Regions from separate parts of the Homo sapiens genome. Here region 2 is linked to region 1. The links are chromatin loops, found by intact Hi-C in ENCODE. Cell type or tissue: PC-3. All regions are shown on one strand. Each heading gives the region's core, and the rest is flanking DNA. Links, peaks and the distances in the headings are about the cores only.

Region 1 (6,230 bases), core at 1,783-4,282:
TGTCTTTTGTTATTGATTATTAGACATTCCCCTTACCTAGAAAAGGGGAGAAATGATGGAGTGGAAATATATAGTGCTAGACTATTAGGCAAAGACAATGAGTCATTTAAATTCCCTTGCGGAGAGAGAGCAACACACTTTCATATCCACTTAACAGAGGCTCAATTGCTCTCCTTTGCACTCTGATTTCGATGAGAGCTATATGACATCTCAATTTAGACTTCCAATGCATCAGTTATTTAACTTTTAAGGTAGGGGAGAGGTATTATGCCCATCACAGATGTGTTCTGAGGATCAGCTCTTATAGTGCAAGGCTCTAAAATATTTTGCATGAAAATACTATTTTTAATATTTTACTGCTTATTGTTTACTCAGCAGGTCAGTACTTTTCTCTCCATCTTTCTGATAAGAGGAGAAGAGATAAATAAGAGGGAAAAGAAAGAGACAATAGTGCCGATGGAGGTGAGAAAGCTCAGAGAAAGCAACTAATGCGCCTGAAGTCACACGCAGTTAGTAAAAGGACTGACACTAACGATGAGGTCTCCTCATCCCAGTTGCTGCCCTATTCACCTTTGGGTAGCTCAAATTAGTTTGAAGACTCTACTTCAAATCCTGTGTCTAGTGCTCACATTGTTCTTTCCTTAGAAATATGTAGATCAACATTGACAATTGAAACAATAATTTCATCTATTATCAAAATTGGAGAGGTTTGTTTTGATCCAGGTCTGAAGTGCACCATCGAGCTAAAAGACATTACTGCCACACACTGTAAACAAACAGCATTGTTATTGAAAATGTGCTTTAAAAATAATTATTACCATTTATAAAGTGCTCACTTTATGCCAGCATTATTTTAATTGCTTTACTTATTTTAACTTATTGAATCCTCATGACAGACTTGTGTAAGGTAGTTACTCTTATTATCATCATCTCAGCTTTGTGAATGAAAAAGCTGCTGCCCACTGAGGATAAATCACTTGCCTAAGGTCACACAGCTGGTAAGTGCTTACACGGAAAAATTAGAACTAGGTGGTCTGGCTCTGCTGTCTGCGCTCCTCCCCACTACATGCTATAGTCCATCAAAATAATAATTGTCTCATCTCTTTTTTTGTTCTAGAGAACTTTAAAATACAAAAAAAGTACAAAGAGGAAAATAAAGTTCATCTTTGTTCCTACCACGTGGAGATAATCACTGTTGACAATACTGAGTTGTGTTGTTAATTGCAGATCAAATTACAGAAAAAATGTCCATGTGTTTTAGCAGCCATGTAATTCAGTGAAGTTTCTTTCATTGGATGTCATTGGATGTTACAACATGTCCAGGGTGGAGATTTCTCAGAATATTTTTGGCCTTGTAAAATAAAAGGCCATTATTTGAAAGCTTACTCCCTATTTTTTTTTTAAGAAATTAAGGGTTTTATTGAAAATGTAAGTACACTCCACAGTGGTGTGGGAGCGGGCCTGAGCACAGGGGCTGAAAGGCCCTGCTACGGAATTTTTGGGAGTTTCTCCCCAGAGGATTCCTTCGATTACTTGGGGTACACCCTGTGTAAATGGAGAGGATGTTCACACAACACTGGTGTGTTGCTGGCCCTTTGGACATCCTGACAAAATATTCATTAAAATGCACTTTCTTAAATGAAGTGATCGCCTCTGGACTGATTGAAGTTTCCTGTGTATCTGGCCCACTTCCAACCATTATCTAGGATAGAGGGAGGAGAGTTGGTGCCGCAAGAGCTTGTGACATTTCCAGACTAATGTGTCTTATGTTTATAATCATACAGTTATTTAGAATTCTGGATAAAAGTAGCTTTCTATATGTAAGCAATAATTCTGTGGTTACCAATAATGTGAAGATAGAGTAAATCCAAAGGCAAACATTTAAAAAAAGGACAGCCTTCTCGATAAACACAAAACAAGCAGCTTAAACACCTTGGGCTCACTCTTCTGACTTTAGTTCAGTAAAGAAACTGTTCATAGGAATTTGCTACTTAAGACATTTTCTTGGGTCATCCATGATTAATTCCTTCAAAGGAGGCAGGTTAGGTATGCCGGAATGGATGTCTTCTGGGATTTGACTTGAGTGTCTGAGTGCTAAGCAGGGGCTTCGTTATATATTCAGCAGCATTTTTTCACTAGGGAAATAGTTGTAGGGCACACAAATGAGGGGAATTTGTATATTTTTAATTTCCTTTTCTAACTTAAAAACAATTTAATGCAACTATGCATAATCTCATAAGCAGGTGAAAAGGGGAAAGTGATTTCAAGTGCCAGAATCCTTTGGTGTCCTGGAAAATACATGTGGCCTAAACATTACAAATCAGTTTTATTTGCTGTGCTTGTAATATTTCAGATTAACTCGTTGCCTTTCACTGGTTTATTATACAACCTGTTTTCAAGGAGACATTATTTAATTGTAAGGAATAAATTGCTTGCGTGTGTGTGTGTGTCTGTGTGTGTATGTATCGAGTCCTAATATAATTATTTTCACCGTAGATTCCAGTGAATTTCTAAATAATCTTGGGAATACAATCTTTTGTTTATGAATTATTTGCAAGCAGACAAAATTCCTGATATTTATTCTATAATTAAATCATGATTCTTATAGCCAAGTAATGATGCAACCATTGTGAATTATATAAAAAAAGAAAATGCATATAAAATACAAATTTAATAAAAGCTTTCTAAATGGTAATTCTGGCAAGATAAAATGCAAAAAAAGTAACTTATTATATTTTTTTAGCGAGGAGAGACCAAAGCTTGTGTGGAAAGCTGGGAGGAGATAGACTTCTGTGAGCTATGGATTCACCCTCATGGAATTTAGATTCCAGTTAGGTAACGAAAAGTAAGCAAAGAGTGAGAACTAAACCCATAAATTGTGATTCACATAAAATGGCAGAATTTTATAAGTATAAATTATAGTTTGTTGCTATACAACTTTTATTTTTGTTATTGCCTTAAGCTATGGAAGCATCTCAAAGAATTTTATAATATGAAACTAGTCTTTCCATTTTGGGGACTGGGAAAACTCATGCACTAATAAATTGAATAACTTAGCCCCACCATCATAAAAAGAAGAAAATTTCTTGAGATTTAGGCCTCAAGTTCTCGTTCACACTTCCTATCTACTAACATTCCAAATAACATGCTCTATTTTTCACAGAATCACAAGGTTGCCATCCATCCTTCTTGACATCTTTGGTGTCGCTTGACATTTCTTGGTAGAGGGAAGCACTAATGCATGACTCCAAATTGGGGCAATAGGACCATTTTCATACTTGAAAACAAAGAAACATATAACCTAGAGATGCCTTCGAAACTTTCTTCCTCTGGAGAGATATAAGAATAGATTAGGTAGTCATTTAGTTCAGACATAGAAAGAATTCCTGGAAGACGAGGAAAAGGAACTCACTGGAAGACATTCAAAGTACCTTTGCACCTCAAATGTCTATGATTCTTGAGGTCTCCCCTATTTCTATAGGTCTGTGGGTCTACGAGAAAATACAGTACGTGGATGAGTGTAGAATCTTTCTTCCTTTTCAGTAATTCAGAAAACAATAAAAATTTCTGACAATGTGCTTTGTCAATGGACATGACAAATAATTCTTGGACAAAGATAACATCTGAATTCTGGATATGGTACAATTAGAATTAGAAATTCATCTGACATTGTTTAGTATTTCCGCCTGAAGAGTAATGGTCACCAGTAAAGTTCTGCATAGGGGAAGGGGGAGAAAAATAAAAGCTGAATGTCCTAGCTACCTTTGTAAAGCCTTACCATCCACTAACTTTGGTGCAGACACCCTGTCCTTGACCTATTACTTACACACTTTTGCCTCATTGTGACTTATGCCATCTTCATTCCTCGCCCTCATAATATTTCTTCTAATCAAAATATTACTATTTTCTTATCAAAATCTTATCTGTCTTCAAGACTCTTCTCAAATGTCATCCTCTCTGTGGAGTCTCTTATGGTAAGACTGTTGTCTGTCCTTTATTTGAATCCTCAAAGCACTTCGTGCTTTATTCACAGCCCTTAATCTCTCTGACTTGTAATAAGGTAATTTGTGTTCAATCTTATATTTTCTTCTAAACTCTGAACTATATAGGCAGAAATTGTCTTCTACTTCTTTCTGTACCTTCTGAATTGCGTAGCAAAATAGCTGCCTTCTGGCAGGTGCTCAAAATTATTTTTTGTATTAAATTGAATGAAATTCTAAAGGGATCTATGCCCATTTCAATGTAAATGATAGTACACTTAATAGGCTAATAAATATAAGTAACTATATCCTAATTACTATAAAATACTATAAAAAATAGTGTTGTAGGCTTTAGACTCAGGCAAAATAAAATAAGAATTTTTTCTCTATCACTTAAATTACTTGAATAAATTATTCAGCTTCTCTTTTTTTGATTATCTCATCTCTTAAATTGGGATAATATTTGTGTCTTTCTTAAAAGGTGATTGTTAGACAATCCTAATAATATTTACAATACTATCTTAAATAAGATAATACATGTAAGCAGCTCAGGATCATGCCACAAAACTATTATTTTTATTGTATCAGGTTTAGGGATATGCACATAGCAACTACTATCTTCAGGAAGCTTTCAGTCTACTTGAGACGGCAGAGAAAAAAACAGATAATAGAATTCATTGTGATAGAGATGTGCTTAAGTGGTTTCCCCATAACAACATTTTCCTTTTAGCCACCAGTTTTGTGTATTCTTGACAATATCAGCTGATCATTAGTATCAGAAAACATCTGCTTTTATGCCCAACAGTTTAACAGCAGCCTAAACTTTCAAGCTGGGGAGGTATGTAGGGGTTCTGAATTTATATTAGCATCAAATGAGTGTGACATATAATCCCATGGTCAGAGAAATGCATTTCTCCCAGCACTTTAATGTACTTTACGGGCATGAAAAATCATAAAAGTGTTTCAGTCAGCAGTTCAAGAGTCAGACTTCTGTTACATACATATATATATATGGCTAACTGAAGGAAAGTGATACAAATAAACTAGAAATGAACTCATTAAGAATTTTAAAACTTAGGCGTAATTTTATCCATATCTAGTTTTACAGATGATAAAACTGTAACCCTTAAAAGGAAAGTGACTTGCCTCAAGTCACCCAGCTTTTAGGTGGGAAAGCTGAGGCTCTGAGGATACATTATGTAGCTTTATAAAATGTCTTACTATAACACTTACATCTTTACACCGTGAACCTTAAGAGTTTAAGTAGCCTTGTCACACTTACTACACAAAAGAAATTGCTCCAGTCACCCCTAGTAGAGAGTCCTCTATTCTATGATTTGCCACATATAGTAATGGGAACTCATTACTATTCTAGATTTCTTTCACTATTACACAGCTTTAAATGTTAAAAAGTTATCTTTCACTTATTTAACTCCTTTCCACCTTGCCTACTTATGAGCAATACAAATCAAATATTATGCTTCTGTTCAAAATAACACTGTGAGCCAAGAAAGGAAGGGAAATTTTCAAGTGCCGAAGATGAACGCATAGCTCCATAGTGAGTAGGAGTAGTAATCTTATTTCAGATATAACACAAGAACAAAGCCATCATGGCTCCTAGCATGTTAAAGTCCACGAAGAGATCAGGATGATACTGGCTAGTGACTTTCTAAGTAGGCTTCCTTCACAAACCGGGAATCTGCAAGATCATCATCATCATCATCATCATGACCATCATCATCGTCATCATCGTCATCATAGAAAAACTTAGCCAAATAGGCTAAGGATATAGTTACCTGCCCCATCTTTGGGTATAAAAATAGTTATTTGGGGTGGGGAGCATGTTTGAAACCTTCAGTTTTTGCTGAATGAAGATATAGAGTATGAATTTCACTCGCTATTCAATGTTGATAACAAAGAAACATAAACATTGAAAACTCAAAATTGCTATGCAACCAGTGAGCCCCATAGGCATGAGTAAATACCACTAGAGAACTATATTTCAGGGTGGAAGAGAATGACTACTAAAAATATTATTAAAGGCACAAATTCCACCACGTACACAGTTGTGAGAAACAGCCAGTGGATATAACAGATAGGTAAACTACTCTGCAGGTAGCAGAGAATATGGACTTATCTGATGGAAACTTTAAGTATGTTTAAATTTTGACAAAGAAGAGAATAAAAAAAGATAATCTAGAAATTAAGATTAAGATTTCAAAGAGAATAGACTTAAGAAATACATTTGTG
Region 2 (4,249 bases), core at 1,750-4,249, 180 kb after region 1:
CTTTTGTTTACTCACTGGGCTATAAAGAAAATTCTTACCCGATACAGAATTAGTGAAAAGTAAGGTTGTCTGAATATCACTCAGATGCTTCATAGTCCTCTTTAGATCTGGCAGAATAGCATCTTACCTTTAAAGTTGAAGAGAAGGATGATGCATAGTTCTTAATACCACGATGTAGTAAGGTCTGGCTTGTTCTACTTTTTGAGATAAGCAATATTCTCATCGTCTAGGCTGATGATTCCCAAACCCAGTGTAGTAAAACGCCCTAAGATGGTCACAATCATCCAAGCCCTTATGTAATTCCCTCCCCTTGATTGTGGATGAGATCCATAACTTGCTTCCAACTTGTTTTGTGTAATATGTGGCAAAAGTGATGGGATATCTCTCCCGTGATTGTGTTTTGTCATATAAGGTGCTATCTTAGCAGACTAGAAAAATAGATTCTCTTATAGCCTTGATAAAGTAGACACTATGTTGTGACTTGTGAAGAGAGGTACCTCTTAGGGAACTGGGGGCAGCCACTAAAGACCTGAACGTGGTCTCTAGCAGGCAGTCAGCAAAATGTTGGGTATCTCAGTAGACTACTATGCGGAAATAAATTCTGCCAACAATCTGAATGATTTTGGAAGCAGAGTCTCCTCAGTTTGAGCTTTCAGACACGAGTGCAGCCCAGCTAATGCCTTGAGTGCATCCTTGTGAGACCCTGAGCAGAAAAACCAGTTAAGTTTTGCATGGATTCCTGACCCAGAAAAACTGTAGGATAATGTGTTTTTATAAGCCACCAAGTATGTGATAATTTGTTATGCAGCAATAGAAACCTCATACACATGGTTATTTATCAAATTAACCTAGAAAAGCAAGTTAAAATATATATTCTTGTGGATTTTTAATTGTTTGCTTTTTATACTTTGTAAATAATTCATGAGCTTGGGTTGAGCCACGTATTTTTTAAAAAGATACATCATGCTTGAGAATAATCCTCAAAACGGTATTTGAAAATCAGTGCTCTAGACACTACACAGAAGAAAGCCCCTTTCAGGGGATTGCAAGTTAGAACATGGGGCCTGGGGAAAATCCCAAGTATAACCACATGAATGGATTAAATCTGAGTCTCTACTTGTGGGGCAAATAAATATAAAGGGATATCTTTTTCATTCAATTCAGGCCTGTTAAGAAGCAAAAGCCAAAACAGGAAATTAGAAATTTGACAGCTTTATTGGAGGAAATGCCTGCAAATCATAAAGGGGAATGGAGCAGGAGTAGGCAGTCAGAGGCTTCAGAAAATGACACAGATCTGACACTAGCGAAACAAAAGGGAAAGGAAGGCTTGAGCTCTTCCTAGCCTCTCAAACCTCGGCACAGCACTGTCTCAGCTGGGCTAAAGGGAATCCTCAAGCAAAAGTTGACTACTCAGGCAAAAATGGCCCAGCTACTACCACCACTGTGCCCAGTCATTGGTTAGAAGAAACCTGAGGAGCATGGCTTTCATGTTTGTATCTAGGTGGATCCAGGGGTGTGGCAGTGGGACTGTCAACTATGCTCCTTAGAGCACTTTCTCTTAAAGGGTATCTGAGAGACACACCTCTCTGGCCACTGAGAACTTTTAATTAAGTTATATCATACTCTTCTTAGATGTGTGCAGCTCAATCTATCTAAACCACTATCTTTTTCCTTTGCCTACTATCTGACTGAGAAACATGCCTGGTCTTTCTAGTGAAAGGAAAAAATAAGCGTCACACTGTTCAAGGAAATTCCCCCACATATTCCCCCCCAAAAAAGAGGTGGCTTTATTAGTTCAGATCTTGCGTGAATGTATGATTCAGTAAGAGCAGAGCATTTGTATAAAAGAACTTACACACATTCACATTGCCAAGTTTATAATGTAATTGTCAATCATCTAAGTCACTTTACATGTATTAAAACATGCTCTGTCACCCACTGGCTACCAGTGTTTTGTTATTTAGTTTTTACCTTCTCTTTTTCTCACTGTTTTCTTCCTTCATCTTTTTATTTGAAACCTTTTTTTTGTGTGTTCCTGAAGGCACGATATAACGACAGAAGTTTTTAGGAATTCCAAGAGATACTTTTATCCTTTTAGTAGGAACAAATTTTGCTTTCAAATGAAATTATATGAATTCAACTTTTAAATCGAACCCAGTTCTCATGAATAGACTTTTTGTAGTTGCTATATTACTTTAATTAATTATTTCCTCATTTATTCTTCATTAGGCACAATATCAGATGCTTGAAGATACCAATTTACCAATGTGTATAAGACATACACTTGAGTCAAAGAACTTGAAATACAATAGAATGAGGTGACACACATTGTAACTATGAAGTGTGGAATGTAGTGATTTAATTAAAAACGGAGGAATACAAAGTGCTAGGGAGATTCAAAGGAAGATTTTTCCTTTTCCTGGAGTAATCAAAGATGGCATTCATAAGTTGATGATTAAACTGAACCTTAAAGAAATGAGCTAAATTTGGCTTGTGAGAAAACGGAGGTGTTACACTGTGCAGAACCTGCAACCTAGGAAGACAGGAAACTTGTCAGATAAGGAATTATTTCCATTATTGAAAGAGCTCTATATTCCCCTTCTAACGTCCTCATATAGAGATCAGATTAGCCAGTTTATAGAGTAGTTAGCAGCTCTTAGACTTTGCAATCTTAGTAAACACTGTATTGAAGCTCAGTCTTACGATAGCAGCACGGTATGTTTAATAGAAGACATGGTAATTTTAGGTTATTTTGCTGCAGACTTTAAGAGGCCTTTAAGGCAAAACCCTTTCAGACTAGTTGCTTTATATCATTAAAAAAAGATAAGGGTTTTATGAAACATATTGCCCCTTAGGCACAGCTAAATCACTCTTTCATAGCTCAGATGAGGCTGGTTCCTTGAGCATTCAGGACTGTTTCAGTGCTAATTTTAAACTGAATGCTTTAGATAATTCCATATGCTATTTGAGCTTCAACTAGAAGGATACATTTGCCAATGCTAACATAGAGAATGCTCTTTATTTTATGGTTTTAAAAAAGTTTAGATTGATGGTGTCTTTTTAACGTGTTAATTTGTCTGCCAAGTGTGCCTTTTCAGGATGGGTGTTAAAATTTTGTCGGCCTCGTAAATGTGCTGCTTCCTGAGATATTTCTTTATTACCATGTCTTTGCAGGAAAGCACTTGCCTTAGAATTACTTTTGTGCATGTCTGATTCCTCCTTTATATTTACAGTTTCTTGTGGTGTAGCTTTTGTTTGATTCATCTTTGTAGCTCAGGAGTGTCTAGTATATAATAGGTACTTTAAAAGGCTTGCTGTATCCCATCATCTATCAGTATATCTCAATGAAACATAAACTACACTGGATGACCCTTGAATACCTTTCTTATGAGAGATTATGTGATCTCAAAGTGTTCCTCAGCTTTTTGTTAGGAGTATCTCATAGTACTAACTCATATAAGTTCAGGATTTTTTTTTTAGATTTTTCTATTTCAGCATCCTTATGTGCAGGCATGTGGGATAATCAAAGATGACATTCAGAAGTTGGTGATTAAACTAAACCTTAAAAAATGAGGTTTCTCTACCATTGTCTACTGTTATGAGAATTTTATTTTAATGATGTCAGGTAACTACCACTGGCAAATATGGATATCACTACCCTGGCCATGGAGGGGGGATTCAATAGGTATAAGTCTTTCCCTAATTACCCACTGCACAAATCAGACAAGGGTGCTGTGATTTTTAGTCAACTTTATTGCAGTATAATTTGCATGCAATAATAAATGTCTCCATTTTAAGTGCATAGTTACAAAAGTTTTGGTAAATATATTACTCATATAACTACCACCCCAATCAACATTTACATAAGCCTGGAATGTCCCCTTAGACCTTTTGTAAATAAATCCCTCCCATCCTTGCTTCAGGCAAAAGATGGTCTTCTTTCTGTTACTATGCAATAGTTTTGCATGGTCTAAAGGTTTTATATAAATGAAATCAAACAGCATGAACTTTTTTTTTATTTGGCTGCTTTCTCTCCATACAAAGTTTTTGTAATTCATTTTGTTATGGCACAGTCATGCACAGTTTATTCTTCTCTACCTCTGAGAATTATCCTGTTGTACAATTATCTCATGGTGTATTCATGTGTTGATGAACATTTGGATTGTTTCCAATTTTTAACAGTTATGAATAATTCTTTTATTTAATAGTTAATATTTTGTGTGGTTATAGGTTTTGATTTCTTTGAGGG

What was found. A loop is a pair of places that touch in the nucleus more often than their neighbours do. Peaks named below come from ENCODE experiments on the same cell type or tissue, not always from the same donor. Only the 100,000 strongest peaks of a DNase experiment are listed, where the experiment ranks them.
Region 2: it touches region 1 in a loop (11-fold over the local background); 1 of 110 quality-filtered maps calls a loop at or near these places.

Annotation. Positions count from the first base shown.
Region 1 is chr3:191,513,355-191,519,584 of GRCh38, forward strand. The region is part of intron 1 of PYDC2-AS1 (PYDC2 antisense RNA 1); the gene reads left to right. Among named protein-coding and RNA genes, the nearest start is that of PYDC2, 55 kb to the left of the region's middle. In PC-3, for the core only: no CTCF peak of the experiment used is centred there; no DNase peak of the experiment used is centred there; H3K27me3 peaks cover 1,807 bases.
Region 2 is chr3:191,692,658-191,696,906 of GRCh38, forward strand. No RefSeq gene overlaps it. Among named protein-coding and RNA genes, the nearest start is that of PYDC2, 230 kb to the left of the region's middle. In PC-3, for the core only: no CTCF peak of the experiment used is centred there; no DNase peak of the experiment used is centred there; H3K27ac peaks cover 1,337 bases.